Linked DNA regions of Homo sapiens: region 1 is linked to region 2. Evidence: chromatin loops called from intact Hi-C (ENCODE). Cell type or tissue: mammary epithelial cell. All regions are shown on one strand. Each heading gives the region's core, and the rest is flanking DNA. Links, peaks and the distances in the headings are about the cores only.

The links. Hi-C counts contacts between places; a loop is a spot of excess contacts. Peaks named below come from ENCODE experiments on the same cell type or tissue, not always from the same donor. Only the 100,000 strongest peaks of a DNase experiment are listed, where the experiment ranks them.
Region 1: it touches region 2 in a loop (2.0-fold over the local background); 4 of 110 quality-filtered maps call a loop at or near these places.

Annotation. Positions count from the first base shown.
Region 1 is chrX:39,423,142-39,431,664 of GRCh38, forward strand. All of the region lies in intron 1 of LINC01283 (long intergenic non-protein coding RNA 1283), which reads right to left. Among named protein-coding and RNA genes, the nearest start is that of LINC01283, 7.4 kb to the right of the region's middle. In mammary epithelial cell, for the core only: no CTCF peak of the experiment used is centred there; a DNase peak (open chromatin) is centred at 4,970.
Region 2 is chrX:39,256,538-39,265,060 of GRCh38, forward strand. The region is part of intron 2 of LOC105373175 (a long non-coding RNA gene); the gene reads right to left. Among named protein-coding and RNA genes, the nearest start is that of LINC01281, 67 kb to the right of the region's middle. In mammary epithelial cell, for the core only: CTCF peaks have their summits at 4,608 and 5,090 (motif pointing right); DNase peaks (open chromatin) are centred at 4,664, 5,394 and 6,314; H3K27ac peaks cover 888 bases.

The DNA of each region.
Region 1 (8,523 bases), core at 276-8,275, 170 kb after region 2:
TCCCCATCTTGGTGCAAAAGCTGAAGTCCTTACGAGGTCCTGTGCAGTCTCACAGTCTGCCCCCACTCTTCCTCACCTCTGGCTTCATCTATTACTCTCCTGCTCCCACCAAAGATCTGTCCCAGCTGCACTGGTCTCTTTGCTGCCCCTGGACCATGCCTGGCATAGCCTGCCTCAAGGCCTTTGCACTGGTCCTCTCCCCTGACTGGAGCACTCTTCCCTTAAACAGCCACATAGCCCACTCCTGAGTGTTTTTCATGCCTTTATTCAAATGCCACCTTCCTGGTGAAGTCTTCACTGGACACTTAATTAAATTTGCAATCTCACTCTTCTTCCAATTCCCCATTCATTTCCCCAGATCTCTTTTTCTTCCTAGTCTTATCTCTGTCATACTATAGATTTTGCTTATTTATTTGGTTTATTATCTGTCTTCTTTCACTCGAATGTGAGCTCTATGAAGGCAGGTGGTTTATTTATGCTTTGTACTCTGCTATAGTCACGGTGTCTAGAAAAGTGTCTGATACAATGTAGGCTGTCAATAGATATTTGCGGAATAAATGACTAAAAATCACTATATCTCTGCACTCAAAGATAACCATTGCTAATGGCTGGTTGTATTCCCTTCTAGACTTTCTTCTATTGAGCCTCATTTTGACTGAGTTAAGTAGGAGTCCTGTGGCCATCAAGAGAGTGCTGAGGAGAGAGGGAGGGACAGCTCTCTCAGGGTCTGTATCTGCCTGTGATCTCCTTGGTGGAGGCCTGGGCCTCATCCTGATTGGCCCAGAAATCCACACTTTCAGTTCTCTCAGGGATCATCAGCCTTGGCAGGACTGACCCACATTAACCAAACTCATAAGAACCTGCAGATAGATAAAACCAAAGACCACTTTACTCATTCCTACCCCTTTCCAGTGATTCTGCCCCTCAAGGAACACAGAACACTATGCTGGAAGTCATGGCTGCAGCTGGAGGAGGTGTACTTTGTTGATTGCCCAGAGGGTTGTATTAAGATTTTAGGCACCTTCAAGCACTGAAAAGATTATAGTGTGCTGTACGCAATCCCATGTGCTATTCACAATAAAAATAGTGCTCAACTATGAAACAATTACAATGAAAATAATGTTCCGAGTTTTCCCATTATGATAAAGTTAATGCTTTTAAATATATACGTTAAAAATAAAATTGCTTCTTTTAAAAATCATCTTTGTTTCTCCTGCTTTGTTTGTGATCTGGGCATGTTCTTAGGCTTCCTGTGGGACATTCCAGCCAATATAGTTTGGCTCTGTGTCCCCACCCAAATCTCATGTTGAATTGTATTCGCTAATGTTGGGGGAGGAAACTGGTGGGAGGTGATTGATTGGATCAAGGGGGTGGATTTCCCCCTTGAAGTTCTCATGTCAGTGTGATAGTGAGTGAGTTTTCACAAGATCTGGTTGTTTGAAAGTGTATAGCACTTCTCCCTTCACTCTATTCCTCCTGCTCCTGCCATGTAGGTGTGCCTTCTTCCCATTCGCCTTCTGCCATAATTGTATGTTTCCTGAGGCCTCCCCAGGCATGCATCCTGTACATCCTGTGGAATCATGAGCCCATTAAATGCCTTTTCTTTATAAATTACCCAGTCTCAGTATGTCTTTATAGCAGTGTGAGAATGCACTAATACACCAGCTTGGGTTGTTTCTCCAGCTTTTCTCAACCCTTACAAGCAAAATGATCCTGATTTTTCCCTTGGGGGATTGCTTCCCCATTTTCCAGTATAACCATACTGGAGTGTGGAGGTAGACATCCCTTCCACACTCAGGGTTGGGGTCAACTGTGAGAAGCAATTTGGTGGGACTTCTGAGAAAGCCCGTGGGTAGTGTGATGTGAACGTGCTTTAAGATCTGGTGCTGGGTAGCATTTGGTTATCATAATGAGGTACTTTGGACAAGTGGGGGCCACCATGTGTAATTGTAGTCAAAATGGAATAATACAGAGAAAAGAGATAAAGAGAAACCAGGTTTTTGGTAGCACGATTTTTGTGCTGCTGGGTCAAACTGTGCCTGAAAACAACATTTCTGCTCAACTTTTTTTTCAGTTATGTGAGCCAATTCTCTTGTGGTTTAAGTTGGTTTGAGTTGAGTCTTCTGACATTTAAAATCAAAAGATTCCTAACAGATATACCTTGGAAACATGAATCATAGCACAGAGAATTGAACAGACTTCAGCACCCTTTTAGATAGATTAAGACTGACACATTCTAACATTTTAGACTCTATGAAGACTGCCTATTTTCTGTTGAAAGATATATTTGATTGTTTTATAATTCATCCGATTCCTTTATATACTCCATGAGGGCCAAAATTGTGTCTGTTTTGTTCATTGCTGTTTCCTCAGCACCTAAAACAATGACTGGCCCTTAGTAGACACTCCATAAGTGTTTAGTGCCTGCCTGCCTGAATGAATGAATGAAACTGAGACACAGATAAAGTGACATGCCCAAAGTCACATAGCTAACTATTGAGATAGTAAGGTGGGGAATCCACCATATTATCCTAGCAACATACTTGTAAACATTCTTAACTCATCAGAAAGAGAAGAAAGAACTAATATTTGTTGTTGTCCTTTCCTTGGCCAGATGTAATTTGAGTGTCTTCACACTGTCTTATTATTCTATGTGAATCCCCCACCATACACATACAATATCAAGAGGTGGGTAAGATTACTGTCATTTTACAAGTGAGAAAACTGAGGTACAGAGATTTAAGTTTCTTCCCAAAGATCACAAAGCTACTATAGCAGAAAACAGCTCAGCTTAAAAGAGTCCTGATATGGAAAGCACTTGCAATGGTGCCTATGACATTGGTCAGCTCGGAGAAGATTCTACAGATAGCTAACGCCATGCATACCAGGCAGGTTTTTTACCACATTCCCTTTCAGAGACTGACATTTTGTGACATTGATCCCCAAATCTAGAGGAGACAGATTTCCCTGCACAAATTACATGCATGTGGATAGGCGGGAAAAGAATACCCAGTGGTGTGGCAGTTGCGATGTCATCATCCATGTGAGCTCTATGCTGGTATGTGCGGATGTGAACAGGAGCATTGTGTACTCAAAGGCACGTGTGTGAGTGTGTGTGTGTGTGTGTGTGTGTGTGTCTTTTCACATAGATGATCTCAGAACTGTAGGACTATTATTTCTGGGGCCCTACCCTGGTGCTGTGTAAACACATCACAATAAAAAGAAGTGACAGAATCTTCTGGTCACATCGAACCATGCGGATGTGTACCCAGCATGGCCACAATTTCAGCAGAGCATGCAATACTACTTCTCTGAACATAAAATGGCAGAGGAGCCTGGACACTAGTGTCTAGGGTAACTGACCATACACCAGAACAGACACTTGCCCCTATGTTCTCTCTAAGTAGTATTAATTCACACACCCTGATCAGTCCTGTTACTTGTCCTGGCTCCCTGTGTGCTCAAAGCAGCTTTATTTAGTAACACCTGGGGGATCCTTGAGGATAACCCAAATATGCCACTGTGGCATATCCCAAAGTGGCATATTTGTGAGTGGCATATTCTACTACCCTTCAGAGGCAACATTAAAACCATGTGGAAGACCACTGCATGGGAAAGAGGTGCAAATCCAAAACCTTTGCATGGGGAAGAGAAATAGGCTAATCATTGAATATAAGCATAACTACATAATTTTTAAACCATCGCAGAGGAATCCATAAACAATGGGAAAGAACAAAAATACGTTGGGAAAGAACAAAAATACGTTGGGAAAAGGCCTCCAACATAATTTGCATATATAGGGTTAATACTTATAAACCTTATGTTCTATGGGAAAGGCCCTGTGGGGAAGGGCCCTGTGGGGACCAGGAACCACAGTGACACTGTCATGCTTTGTATCCTAGGAAAAGCCTCTCCACTCTCTGGGCCTTGGAATCCTCATTGGGGGAATGGGGCGGTTAGATTACAGAATTTCTAAGCTCCTTCATTCTACAGTACTAAAGCAGAAATTTCTAGGCGCGGAAATAAGGAAATACTATGGCCATGGCTCTTCAAACTAGGGGGCTTAGGATCTGGTGGGAATTGTCCACTGAAGGGTACCCCTAATACAGATGGCTGCTCTAGGCCCTCTGGCCTTGGTTTGGAGGCTACCAATTTGGTGTGCTGGGGAGAAGGTAGAAGGAAAACTAGAAGGTGGTGAGGGAAGGGTAGAATGCAAAGGCTTCACAAACACTGACTCATGTTGGAGTCTGCCTGGTTCCTCCCCACTTTGCAGGGGAAGCATAAAAGTGTGTGTGTATGTTTTTTAAACCCACTCAGGTCAGGAGAAATGCAGAAAGTAAACATCTAAGAGAAAGAAAAGATTGCTTTCCTTTGTGATTTTTCTTCCTTTGAGCAAAGCGCCCCAGAATGTATTGCAAAGGGCGGGGCAGGGGGTGAGGAGAGAGCTGTTAGCACTCCCTTCGTGCCTTTGAAGGCAGCAGGCCTCTGTAAACAGAAGTGACTTCTGACTTCTCACGGCTCTAAAAATAATCAGAGTGTGGGGGGTTCTAAATCAGGAACAAAGAAGAAACAAAGGGTTAATGAGAGGACACAAGTTTGATGTCTTATTGCATAAACACAGAGCCAGCTAGGAACAAATGCGTCAGAAGCTGGCCTTCGCCAGAAGGTAACCAGCACAGCTTTTAGCCCTTAAAATTCTGCACATTGCTATTTCTTCCTCACATTTGCAAAGGGCACCTCACACCCTGCTCTCTGCGCCAGCCCCTCTCTAAAGTGTGCTGCTGGCAGGGAGTTGGCCCTTTCATCTATCTCAGGACCCTTCCCCTATAGCTTCACCCCTCTCCCCTCACCCTGATCAATGCTTTCCTGTAAGATCTAACTCATACTAACTTGCAAGTGACTGATATGGCCCTAGCAGCAGCTCATGTTTACCATGGGGCTCACTTTCTCTATGCTCTGTGCATGACCTCGCTGCGACTCACATCACCACTAAGTATTATTACCACATGCACGTTAAAGCAAAGAGGATGGAGAATTGCTCTAACTTCCCCACAGTCCCAAATCCAGTGGATGGTGGAACTGCAATCCTAAACCTCAAGCAATCAGGTGCCAGAGCCCAAACCCTTAACCCTCATTCCTCTGCATTTCAAGGCAAAGAATTAAGTAGTGGGGAGTTATCTAGAAGCCGAAAGCCAGGGTAGAAACCTAGGGCTGACATTGTAAGGCAGTCATTCCCTTTGACTCAAAAACCTATCTCAAAAGGTCGCTCCCGTTGTCTAGTTTTAATGAACTTCGAGGGAGGTCCACTCAGCACCACCTCAGCCCCACATACTGTGCCAGGCTCTTTAAGGCATTCAGCACACACAGCCATTAGCTGTTTGCAGTCCAACAAGTCAGTTTCTGTTTGGACCAAATGTCATGCACTACCCATCATGCTGCATGTGTAAAGATATCCTTCTGGGGTTGGGGGAAATAGGGAAAGAAAAATGTGGGGATTGGAAAAGCCAGCTTATAAAAGAGTATTGCGAGTCTCTTTCCTAATCCCATGTAACTAGCATATCACAGTTCCTGGCATAAAGGAAGCACTCCAAGAATACATATTGATTGAAAGCATAAAGGAATGAATGAGTGAACAAACAAATGAACTAATAAACTGACACATAGCTACCTTCCTTCTTTTCTTCTCTTATGTTCTCGAAATCATCATCAATATTCCCTCGACATCTAATGTGCACACCTGTCAGATAGGGGCACAGGTTCCGGCTGTGTAGATCTAGGCTAGGGCCTGAGATTGTACACATCTAACCAGCTCCCAAGTGATGCTATTGCTCTTGCTGATCCGTGGACCACACTTTGAGTATCAAGGGTCTAGTACACCTGTGTCTTACTCATGGCTGCTGTCACAGTTCAACATCATTAAAGGTCTCGTCTGTTCCATGGAATTATTTGCATTAAACTTTTGCAGCCATTTTATCAGTGTGTTTTTGTTTTTACTGTAGTTTTGGTCTAAGGTACACAGTACAGTACTGTATGTTAAAATTCCACCTGTGTTGCCTTTTACCTCCCACTTGTACCAGAGGTGGATTTCCCATGAAGCTAATGAAGCTTAAACCTCAGATCCCCTCACTATATGGACCCTGTTCCACATCCTCAGGCACAGATAGCAATATCTTTTCACAGTTATAAAATTTTGTGAATTTCCAAAATTAAAAGTATTTTGCAGTTTTTAAAGAGGTCCCCCAATTTGTACAAACCTCAGGTCCCACATAAACCTGGCTCCACTCCTGCACTTGCTCTACTATATTTCTTAGAGTAGATACACATTTTTCTTGTACTCATGTCTCTGTCAAACACAGGAAAATAAAGGAAAAGACAGCCATGAGTTTTAGGAAATGTGAAAGAGTGAAATTCTCAGAGGATACACTTGTATATTTAAATATGCAAACATTTAGCTCTGATTTATGGTTTCTGCTGCCCACCCAGCCCTTGTATGCATCTGCATTGGCAACCTCTAATCTGGCCTTTGGTAAGAAGCATTACAAAGAAAAAATGTTTCACTTTGTCATCCCATTACCTGTAGAAGTTCATGGAACCCATCAGCCTTGGTCTCCTGGACAAACAGGCTCAGTTAGCATCCTCACCTGTTTAGGGAGGAGGCCATGATTCTATGACACCATTGCACAGTGTAGACTACCATGTCAGTAAATAGTATCTGCTCCATTTATTGGATTATCACAAGTACGGGTGATAATACCACAAACCTCAAGACAGCTGGCTCCATCAAAGTCTGTGCAGCCATGTGGTACCTTCAACCAGTTCTACTAAACCTTGGCCACACCTTGGAACCACCTGGGGAGCTTTAAAACATATTTTTGCCTGGGTCACATCCCCAAAGATTATTCCGATTTAATCAGCCTGAGATGTGGTCTGGGCAATGACATTTTTTTAAAGCTTCCCAGGCGATTGCAATGTGAAGCCAAGGGTGAGAGTCACTGCCTGAGTCCATCTGATCTGGGGAGAACGCTAGAACCCTGTTACCCAAGGTGTGGTTCTCAGATCAGACCAGCAAGCATCGGCATCACCAGGCAGCATACTAGAAATGGAGAATTCCGCTCACACCTGTAATCCCAGCACTTTGGGAGGCCAAGGCAGGCGGATCACCTGAGGTCAGAAGTTCGAGGCCAGCATGGCCAACATGGCAAAACCCCATCTCTGCTAAAAATACAAAAATTAGCTGGGCATGGTGGAGTGCACCTGTAATCCCAGCTACTAGGGAGGCTGAGGCAGGAGAATCGCTTGAATCCAGGAAACGGAGGTTGCAGTGAGCCGAGCTGAGATGGTGCCAGGGCACTCCAGCCTGGGTGACAGAGCAAGACTCCGTCTCAAAAAAAAAAAAAAAGAAAGAAAGAAAGAAAGAAAAAAAGAAAAGAAAAGGAGAATTCCATATTCCAAGCCCCGTCCCAGACCTACCCAATCAGAATCTGCATTTTGTCAAGATTCCCAGGGGATTTGCCTGTCCAGTAGATTTTGAGAAGCACCGCCTTAGAAACCGTCAGTTTCTGGATCAGCCTCCTCTATTTCCAGATGCAGAAATTGGAAATCAATCACGTGAAATGATTTTAGCCAAGCTCCCCAAGAAGCCAGCTGGAGTCCCAGGTCTCCCATCCTCCAGCTTCAGCCAGATTTCATCCTCTCCCTCAGCTGGACTTCGTGCCATTTTAGAAGGATATCAAGAGTTAGAGGCATAGGTCCCATTTCTGAGTTGCAGAAACTACACAGTTTACTGCAGAATTTCTGGCTTTTTCTTGCTAGGGGGAAAATATGTCTCAGTAAGCTCCATTATGTATTCTGGGTATATGCAATGAGTTTGTCTTGAGACATATTTATGCTTGAGAATATTATGTATTCTCTTTATATACCATGCAAGGTTAAACTTTTTGAAAATTTGTATTTGCTTTTTATCACCCAGACATATAAGCAATTTATAGCCAGGCCTGATGGATTGGAATCAGATGGCAAAACCCGGATTAACCCCATGGATCCTGATGGCCATTGGTCAGTCCTTGCTATCCATGATATTTTCACCTGAGTGAATGCATTAAAGGCTTTCCTTTTAAGATAAATATGCAGGTGGGTATCGTTTTTGCAAAGCAGGCACTTCCTCTTGCTGCTTTAAGTTCATCCAGCACTTTTTTCAAAGACAGACATATTGAAACAGTCATACGCTGAATAATTCATGTGGAAAAATTGGGGGGAGAGCTAAGTAGAGGTGACTTGTGAGATATTCTTACTTGCTGGTGTTAAAAGATGGAGATTCCTTGTATTACATAATTGCTATTCACCAGAAATGCAGTGGTTGAGGCAGGTTAGGGATCCTTCATGAGGCCCCTTTTGCACCAATCCTTCGGTCACTCAACAAACTCTTACTAGTTATCTTTTAGAAATAAAAGATACTCCGAGTACACAGGCATATTTGAAGACCATCATGTAAACTGGCCTGGCCCAGGGAGGTCTGGTAACACA
Region 2 (8,523 bases), core at 190-8,189:
TTTTGTGTTGCTCTCTTTGCTTTTTAAGGTCCTTGAAAGTTGAGATGGTGTCATATTCACTGATATGTCCCTAGCATCTAGTTTAGTCTGTGACATAGTAGATCTTTAACAAATGTTTGTTGAACACTGTATAGGCAAGGCCTGCAGTGTTCAGCATGTTCTTGGCAGGGCTTCCCCTCCATTGGCCTTGACAAGGCCCAAAGTAGACCTGAAGAGGGGCTCCCAGAGTTCTGTGGGCTCCTGGAATTCTTACCCCTTGCCCTTCTATCACAAATCCATATGGGTCCCAAGAACGGACCCACAATTGCAACTACTGATCATCTACTCCCTCCCAAGAGACCATGTGGGCTTGTCCCATCATGCCTCACATCCTGATTTATCTTGGCCACTACCAACTGTCCTATCCCTTCAGGTTTCTCTAAGACCCCTCTTCTCAAATGGTCTGAATGTTCCCCAAGCTGACTTGGGCTCCCAATTCCAACCCGCCCCTCCCCCCCACCCCTCCCCCAGCCACCTGGACACTTCAACTCTGCCCTCTGGAACATGTGATCTTTATCCACATAATAACTTTTATATTTTCAAACTCTTCACTAAACTTAAAGGAAAATAAAATAAAGATCAAACATTGAGCTCTTCGTGAAGAAGTTTCATTGCTAAGGGGTAACGGGATCCAGCATGGAGTCTAGGCTGTGGGAGATGAGGTACAAGGAAAGAGAAATAGGGCAGGTCTTTTAAAGCCAAAAGACTGAGTGTTTCCATCCCATATTAGAAAAGCAAAATCTCTTAGGCTGGTGATGGCTGGGCTCGTTAGACAGATGAGCCCAGGGGAGGAGGGATAGTTTACTGTGCATGCAGGGTGACCGTCTGGGAATCATGCTGTCTGACTGCTTCTGTAGCATATGCCATAAGTCTGGGCTAGGGTTACAGAATCTTATCAGGGCACCATTGGTATCATCAGGCTAGGTGGTCGGGTCAGGGATTGGCAGACTGTTCCTTTCACTTTTTGCCTACCTGAATTCTGTCTGAATCCTGGAGACATTACCTCCCATTCAGCCCTTAGAAGAAGTGGTATTTTCTTACCACCCTGTCACACCCAAACCCCATGAATCCTGGGCTTGGAGAAGGGATGAAGATTTTCCTTGCAGATTATTTTGTCCCTCCTTTATCCCTAAAGCACCCAGATCCCTGGAAGCAATTCTTACAGACCACATTCTGTTATATGGTTTGGAGGCTGAAATGTGACCTCCAATGTCACATTGGAGGTGGACCTAGTGGGAGTTGTTTGAGTCATGAGGGTGGATCTTTCATGAATGATTTGGTGCTGTCATCACGATAATGAGTGAGTTTTCTCTGTGTGAGTTCATGTGAGATCTGATTGTTTAAAAGAGCCTGGCACCTCACCTTTTCTCTCTCTGTCTAGCTTCCCCTCACCATGTGATATGCTGGCTCTCCATCACCTTCTGACATGATTGTAATCTCCCTGAAGCCTCACCAGAAGCCAAGATGCTGGCACCATGCTTATACAGCCTGCAGAACCATGAGCCAAATACATCTCTTTTCTCTATAAATTATCCAGTATCAGGTATTCCTTTATGGCAACACAAAATGGACCAATACACTCCCCATATCCTCTCTCTGCTAGCTCAGGTCATCTGAAAAGTTGACACTAAGACAAGATTAGACATGCAAGAGATTTACTAGAGAAACTACCTGTTGGGGGGAAAAATGGAGAGGGAGCTGGAGGAAGCAGAGAGAGCCTTCACACATGATGCAGGTCTAATTCTGTAGAAGGAAGGGTAACTGGGAAAGTCTGACTTCAGTGCATGTCTAAGAAAGTTTTGGCAAAACTAATGAGGAGTCCTTGGGCCAAAGGGGCAGATCAGAGGAATCCTGCATCTCCCATTGAGGCGCCTGCCCTAGTGTCCCTGCTGTGCTCACTCATGGCTGAGAGCAGCTGGTGGAGGGTGTGGCTTCAATGTGATAATGGATTTCAGAGTGCAGCCACAGGTCAGTTACACTCCTGCCAGTAAGAGGTCTGAGAAGGGCATTCTTGTGGCTGCCACAATCTCCCTATTGCAATCATCTTCTATCAGACACACACCATCACTGCTTTTCACTGAAGATTTTATCACCAGGAACACTATCTTTCTCTCCACCACTACAAATTTCTTAACTCTTTGTCATTTCAACAAACACCTAGAGAGACCTTCCAACATTGTGACCTCTCATTGCCTTGACATCCTCACTTTCTGTGGTCTTTATCATCTCCATCTCAGCTACCTATTGCCAAGGTGGCATTAACAAAACTGCTCCATTCCCAAGCCTTAGTTTCCAGCTTCCCATATTCCCACCTCATATCATCCCAGCTCTCTTTCTCTAGTGTTCTGAAGCCAATCAATCTTGGGCCCCTTTAGGTCCCCAGTCCCGCCATTGCACCAACTTTTCACTGCATCTTACCTCCTTTACTCTCTCCTTATTCTCCTATTTCACCTTAGAGTCCACAGCCCATTCCCATAACCACTTCTTGCACATATTGTCAATTCCTTGTACATTCTCTCAACTCCATTATTTTGCTTGCCCTTGTTAAGCAAGCTGGTGAAAAACACTCAACCATTTCTGACCGGTCTCACTTGAAATTTATGATGGCAGACCTCTAGTGGGACCTCAGTGCAGCCAAGCAATCTTATCGCATTTCCCCAGTCAATTCTCTCTCCTCATTCTCTGAGATGACTATTTCATACTTTTTCACCTTTACTCTAACCTCCAACAATTCCTCCCCCTTCCTTCTTCTCAGCTGATGACCTTCTTCCTTACTTCCCTAAGATGGAAGCAGAGAACTTGCTTCCTTTCCACCACACCATCTGCCTACCTACCCAAATCTATACTCACAAACTCTGCTTTTCCTCCTAATAAAATGGATGAACTTTGTGTTATTATATGCCAGGTTAGCCCCACTAGGTGTGAACTGGATCCCATCCTCTATTGCTTATTCAAGGCCTGGGTCTTGCAGTTATCTCTTCTCTCTCCTGCTTCTTCCGTTTTTCTCTCTTCACTGGATCATTTCCATCAGCATAAAAACATGCTGTAATACCTGCCATTAAAAAATACTTTAGAAACCTCCCTGGTGCACACATCTCTCCAGCCACCATCCATTCTCCTCCCCATCTTTATAGTAAAACTGCTTTTGTCTAAACCTGCCATCTCTACTTCCTCTCCTCCCATGACCCTTGAACCCCCTCCAATCAGGTGTCAGGAAATGAGAACCATTTCTCCAGCCCCCTTGTTGATCTGCAGTAAAAATTTCATAGTGTCAGGCTGCTTCCCTTTCTCCAGTGTTCTTCTGAGTAGATCATCCCGATTTCAGGAGACTCTTTCTGAGTAGAGAATCCGCAGGCTCTAGCATCTACTTGGTTTGGGGCTAGGTTGACCCAGGCACTTCTTTTCTCAAGACCTTTATAATAGGGCACCCAGAGTGTGTACTGATGATGGACTTGATGGAGACCCACTTAGCTTCACCAAGTTCACTCATTCTGAGTCCCCATCTTACCCTGGACATTCCCGTGCTCTGTGTCTGAAACCTCACCCTCCACTCCAGCAATGCAAAAAAAAAAAAAAAAAAAATGTCCTGCTGAAGTTTCTCTGCTCTGAGTTCTCTTCTTTGTTCTAAGTTCTAAGACTTGGGCACCACCCTGAGCCCACAAACGAACACTTGTTCAGACAGCACCTGGCACAAGTTTTACACAGGCTGCCTTCACTTCTCTTTTAAAAAACACAAGGGCTCCCTTTTGGGGATTGTCTTCCCAGCTGTAGGAACTGGAAAGACAAGTACATAAGAAATAGCAAATCAATTAGTACATAAGAAATAGCAAATCAATTAGTACATAAGAAATAGCAAATCAATTAATTTAACAAATACTTGTTAATTAACTGCTCTGTGTTAAGTGCATATTTATATTCGTGATCAAAAGAAGCAAATTCATATCCATATGGATCTTACACTCTAATGCTACCTATCATCTGTTATCTATATATCTATGGAAGCCTACCTGTTATCTATATATCTATGGAAGCCTATATTATAATTTCCTCAAAAAAATCTCAAGCTAAGTGAAGGAAAACATGTCCTATGGCCATGCCCCTTCCCCTTACACCTCAAACCAGCCTTCACATCTATATACCTATTGTCACCCCTCTGTAGAAATGGCCTATTCATTGATGAGCACAAATGGGTCATGATTGCCAGTTCTATACCTTCTTGCATGTGATACTCAACAGGCATCTTATAAGACATAGAGCCATTACCATTAGCTTCACATCACCATTAAGGAATTTCTGGTTCAGAGACGTTAAGAAACTTTCATGAGGTTTATCAGCTATTTAGTGGTTGAGCTGGAGCTTGAAGTTCAGACTTCTACACTCAGATTGGACAGTGTTATAGGCCATATCGGTCATAAAGATTACGAGGTACCTAGAAAAAAATAATGTAAGTGTGCAAGGCCATATCGGTCATAAAGATTACCAGGTACCTAGAAAAATATAATGTAAGTGTGCCAGGTTTGTTTCTGTAGTTATATTGCTTGCATAGAGGTATTTTGTTAGCCTTGTGGTGGCCACAGGGAGTATTACAGTCCTCATCTGTCTGTGTTTATTCATCTTGAACTCAAAATGGGGCCTGAGTAATCATGACCTCACCCAATTTACATTTATCCCTAGTAGCAGGAGACAGGATTCACAATAATGTTCTTTAGTTCTTTCTTAAGTAGTCACCCATATTACATATTTCCAATTTATAATCACACATATAATAACATAGTTTTGTTATTCAAGAGTGAGACTGTGATAGTATTTACTGAGAGACTCTTGACAATTGTTTTTCTAAGCATTGCACAGAGTATATAGTTCATACTTTGTTTTTAATCATGCTTGGCTCAGATATGAAATTATGAAGTATATATAATGTGTATTACCAATATGTAGCCCCTACATAAGTCTGTTCTTCAATAGATAAGTATCTTTATTCTTCACAAACTCCCAACACTTGATAAAGAAACAGTAAGTGGAAACATGTAACCTCTAGGGGGAGCTCAAGGCTTCTCTCTCCTCCCTCTGCTCTGGGGAGGAGGAGGACTGGTAGAAATGGGTCAAGGTCAAGGATATTATTGGGCCCAGGAGTGGGTAGGTGATCTTTGACTGTGCCTAGCCAGGAGGTTAAAGGGTTTTGTATATGCATAATGGTTTTTGTTTTGTTTTGTTTTGTTTTTTTATCTTCCCTCGGAAAGCAACCTTTTGAGAATTCTCCCCTATGGCTGATGTCATAGGAGTGGCCCTTCCCACATTGAAGGAACCCTGGCAGGAACTGGATGGGGCAGAGAAAAAGATGATGCATGGACATACTTCAGTCTGGGCCTTAGGCCAGAGGAGCAATGGAATCCTGTGGCTTGCCATGATTCACCTTTGCTCACTAGATCCAGGGGTTCCTCACAGGGGTGCATGGGGGATTGAGGTCAAAGTCATATGTCATTAAGCAGAGGAACTTTGCTGGAAAGTCTCTCTGTTGAGCTTTTAGAGGAGCCTAGTAGGGCTGTCAGTGGCCACAGTGGGTTAATGTGTGTGGACTTGGGGATCAGGAGGCCTGACTTGTTCCCTAATTAGTAATACAAGTAACATAAACAAGCACAGCAATCCAATTATGGCATAGAAAATGTGTCCTAAGAAAATATGTATACTATAAACATAAATACAATACTATGTGTTTATGCAAATGAGTTATAAAATATAATATATTAAGGAAAGTTTCAAGTAAAGCATTACTGAACAAAGCTGAACTGTGGTTTATTCAACAGAATGAATGCACATGGAATAGAATCATGTTGAGAGCCTTGGCGTGGAGCTTCAGGGGCTGAGGCTCAAGATGTCTCATTGAATGGACTCTGCCAGTTCAGTGGATCTTCAGAAAAGAAGTTCATTTAGTGGGAAGAGTAGCCTCCCCAGGGAAAAGGAACAGAAATCCTTTAGCTTCTCTGGGCTCCTGTCTTAGTTTGAATTCCCTCAAAACAGATGCTGAGATGAAGATTGGGTATAGGTCATTTATTTGCAAGGTGGTCTCAAGAACTGCAAGTAAGGGAACAAGGAGAGTGATAGAGGGGAGGAAAGGTAATAAATGTGTGTTAATGAGCTGGTTATGCTGAAGGCAATTAACATTCAATGCTGTGTGGAGCCAGGTGAAACAACATGTGGATCACACCTCTGAGTCAGCTTCCCTGGAGGATGGGAAGGCTGGGGCATTTGCGCACCAACTCCTATTCCCCATTCATTCAAGATTTCCCCTTGGGCATCAGCTTACCCACATTTCTGGGTTGTGCTCATGATTCTGGAGAGTGATGTCAGAAGTGAAGGGCAAACTCTTGAAGTGGAAAGCTGTCTGCATGCCAAAGTTTGTCCGAGACTTCTAGGAAATCAAGTGTGCTAAGGGAACATAGGAAAGGGTATCAACAACATTCTCATATCAAAATTGAGACTGGTCTGGATGACCTCCAAGGCTGCTCCCAGCTTATGTGTCCAATAATTCTCTGCTGTATGGAGTTGCCTGCACCATGGGTTTTCTATCCTTGGTGGTGGTGAGTGCCCTTCTCTAGAAGTAAGTAAGCAGATGCTTGATAACCACATGGAAGGAATGTTGTAGCATCCAATACGTGATTGAAATAAGAAACTTTCAACACGCTGTCTTAGATTGAGTTCCTAGAAAACAGACCTGTGATGAAGATTCAGGTTTGAGTGATTTAGTAATGAAATGCTTCCCAAGGAGGACAGTAAGGAAGTGCGAGAAGCAGGATAGAGAAGGGAAGGAAGCCAAAAAAGGGTTTTATGTCAAGGAAAGTCCCAGCCTCAGCCTGATCCCACAGGGAAGCGCTGGTGTGCAAATCACCTCATATTCTGTGGTGACCCCAGGCAAGGGAGAGGGTTTTTCATTCTCCCTTACCCTTCAGTCATTGCCCTCAGGGGAATGTAAACTTAGGGAGGTATGGCACAGCCACACTTGTATGAATGTTGGCTCTGTTCTGATACAGATTTACAAGACTTGGTGGATGAGACCTTGGCCCTCAGGCTCCAAAAATCCTGTCTTTGGCCCATTCTAATGCAGCTGACAGCTGACATGCAGGAGACTTAGTATTTCAGAGCTCTAACTTCCAGAATCCATAGTGCTGAAGAGGGCAATTCAGGGAATTTTTTTATAGGATAGAAATTCAAGCTTTCAAGGTACAGAATGACCCCAAACCCTCATGCAAACTGTGTGTAATCTTTTCAAACTGAAGTAGATTTGGGACTAAAGACAGTAGAAATATTTCTGAAATGAAGGGATAAATCTACCCATGCAGAGATGCAGCACAATGCTATCATAAAAAATCCACTTTTGTCCATGCCACAGCCCTGAACCTCTCGTGCACCAGATCAGAGACCCTGATAAATCTGGGCTGCTAGAAATGCCAACCAGCTCATATGTTTTCAGTGAGCAATGACAGGGAGCCAAATTGCTTTATTCCGATTAGGGAAGGGCCTCTGACTGTAAAATATACTGTGTGAAAAAAAATATTGAGTTTTAGTTTGCTGACACATCAATTTAAGAGAGTTATGGCTCTCACATGGAGGCCAAGCAGGTATCTCTCCACACGTATGTGCAATAAAAATTAACTGTGGCCTTTTATACAGGGCACTGTTCTCACTTGTGGGATCAGAGGGTGACCTGAGTGTCACTTCCAGTGGCAAGCCACAACACTGGAGGTGTTGGTTCTTTTCTGAAAAGACCCACAGAGGGAAACCAACACCAAAAGCCATAAACGAGCTCCATGTTTAACTTTTTGATTCTACAAAGAGATATGCAGTCATGTTTTGTTTGTATATTTCCAAGAATATGTACATATATATGTATGTTTTATGGGTACAATGTATGTGCATCAATCAGGATCCAGACAGGAAAAGAAAAACTTCTCCAAGTCTTTCAAGTTAATTCAGGGAATTGGTTACACACAAACTGGAAGGGAGAAAAAGTCAAACAGAGAATGATGAGGCAATCCAGAGATTAGCAACAGTGGGAAGCTGCTACCACCTTAAAGTCTCAAGGGATACAGGGATGGCTTTATGGAATTCAGGGGCTGGAGCCATCTAGGGTGAGCTTAAACCATGGTGAGAGCTCCCCAGAGAGCTGTGGCCACAGAAGGAGAGGTTGTCTTGTGGGATCTGGAATGTCTCTACTGCCAGAGATGCCTTAGGAAACTGAGAGTGAGGGAGGTGAAATGTTCTGACTTCTCTCTTCCCCCTGCTCTCCAATCTTCTACCAGTGCCTCTCATTGGCCAAACTGAGCTGGAAGCTGAAGGGCAAGGGAGTCTGGGATACGTAATTATCTGCCATAAAAGGCACAGCAGCGATGGATCTAAGAGCAGAGGGACAGTTGACAGACATGTTATATAGGTAAATCTCTCTTTGTTGGTTTGTGTCCTAATTTGACAAGTCTGTAAGACTCAGTG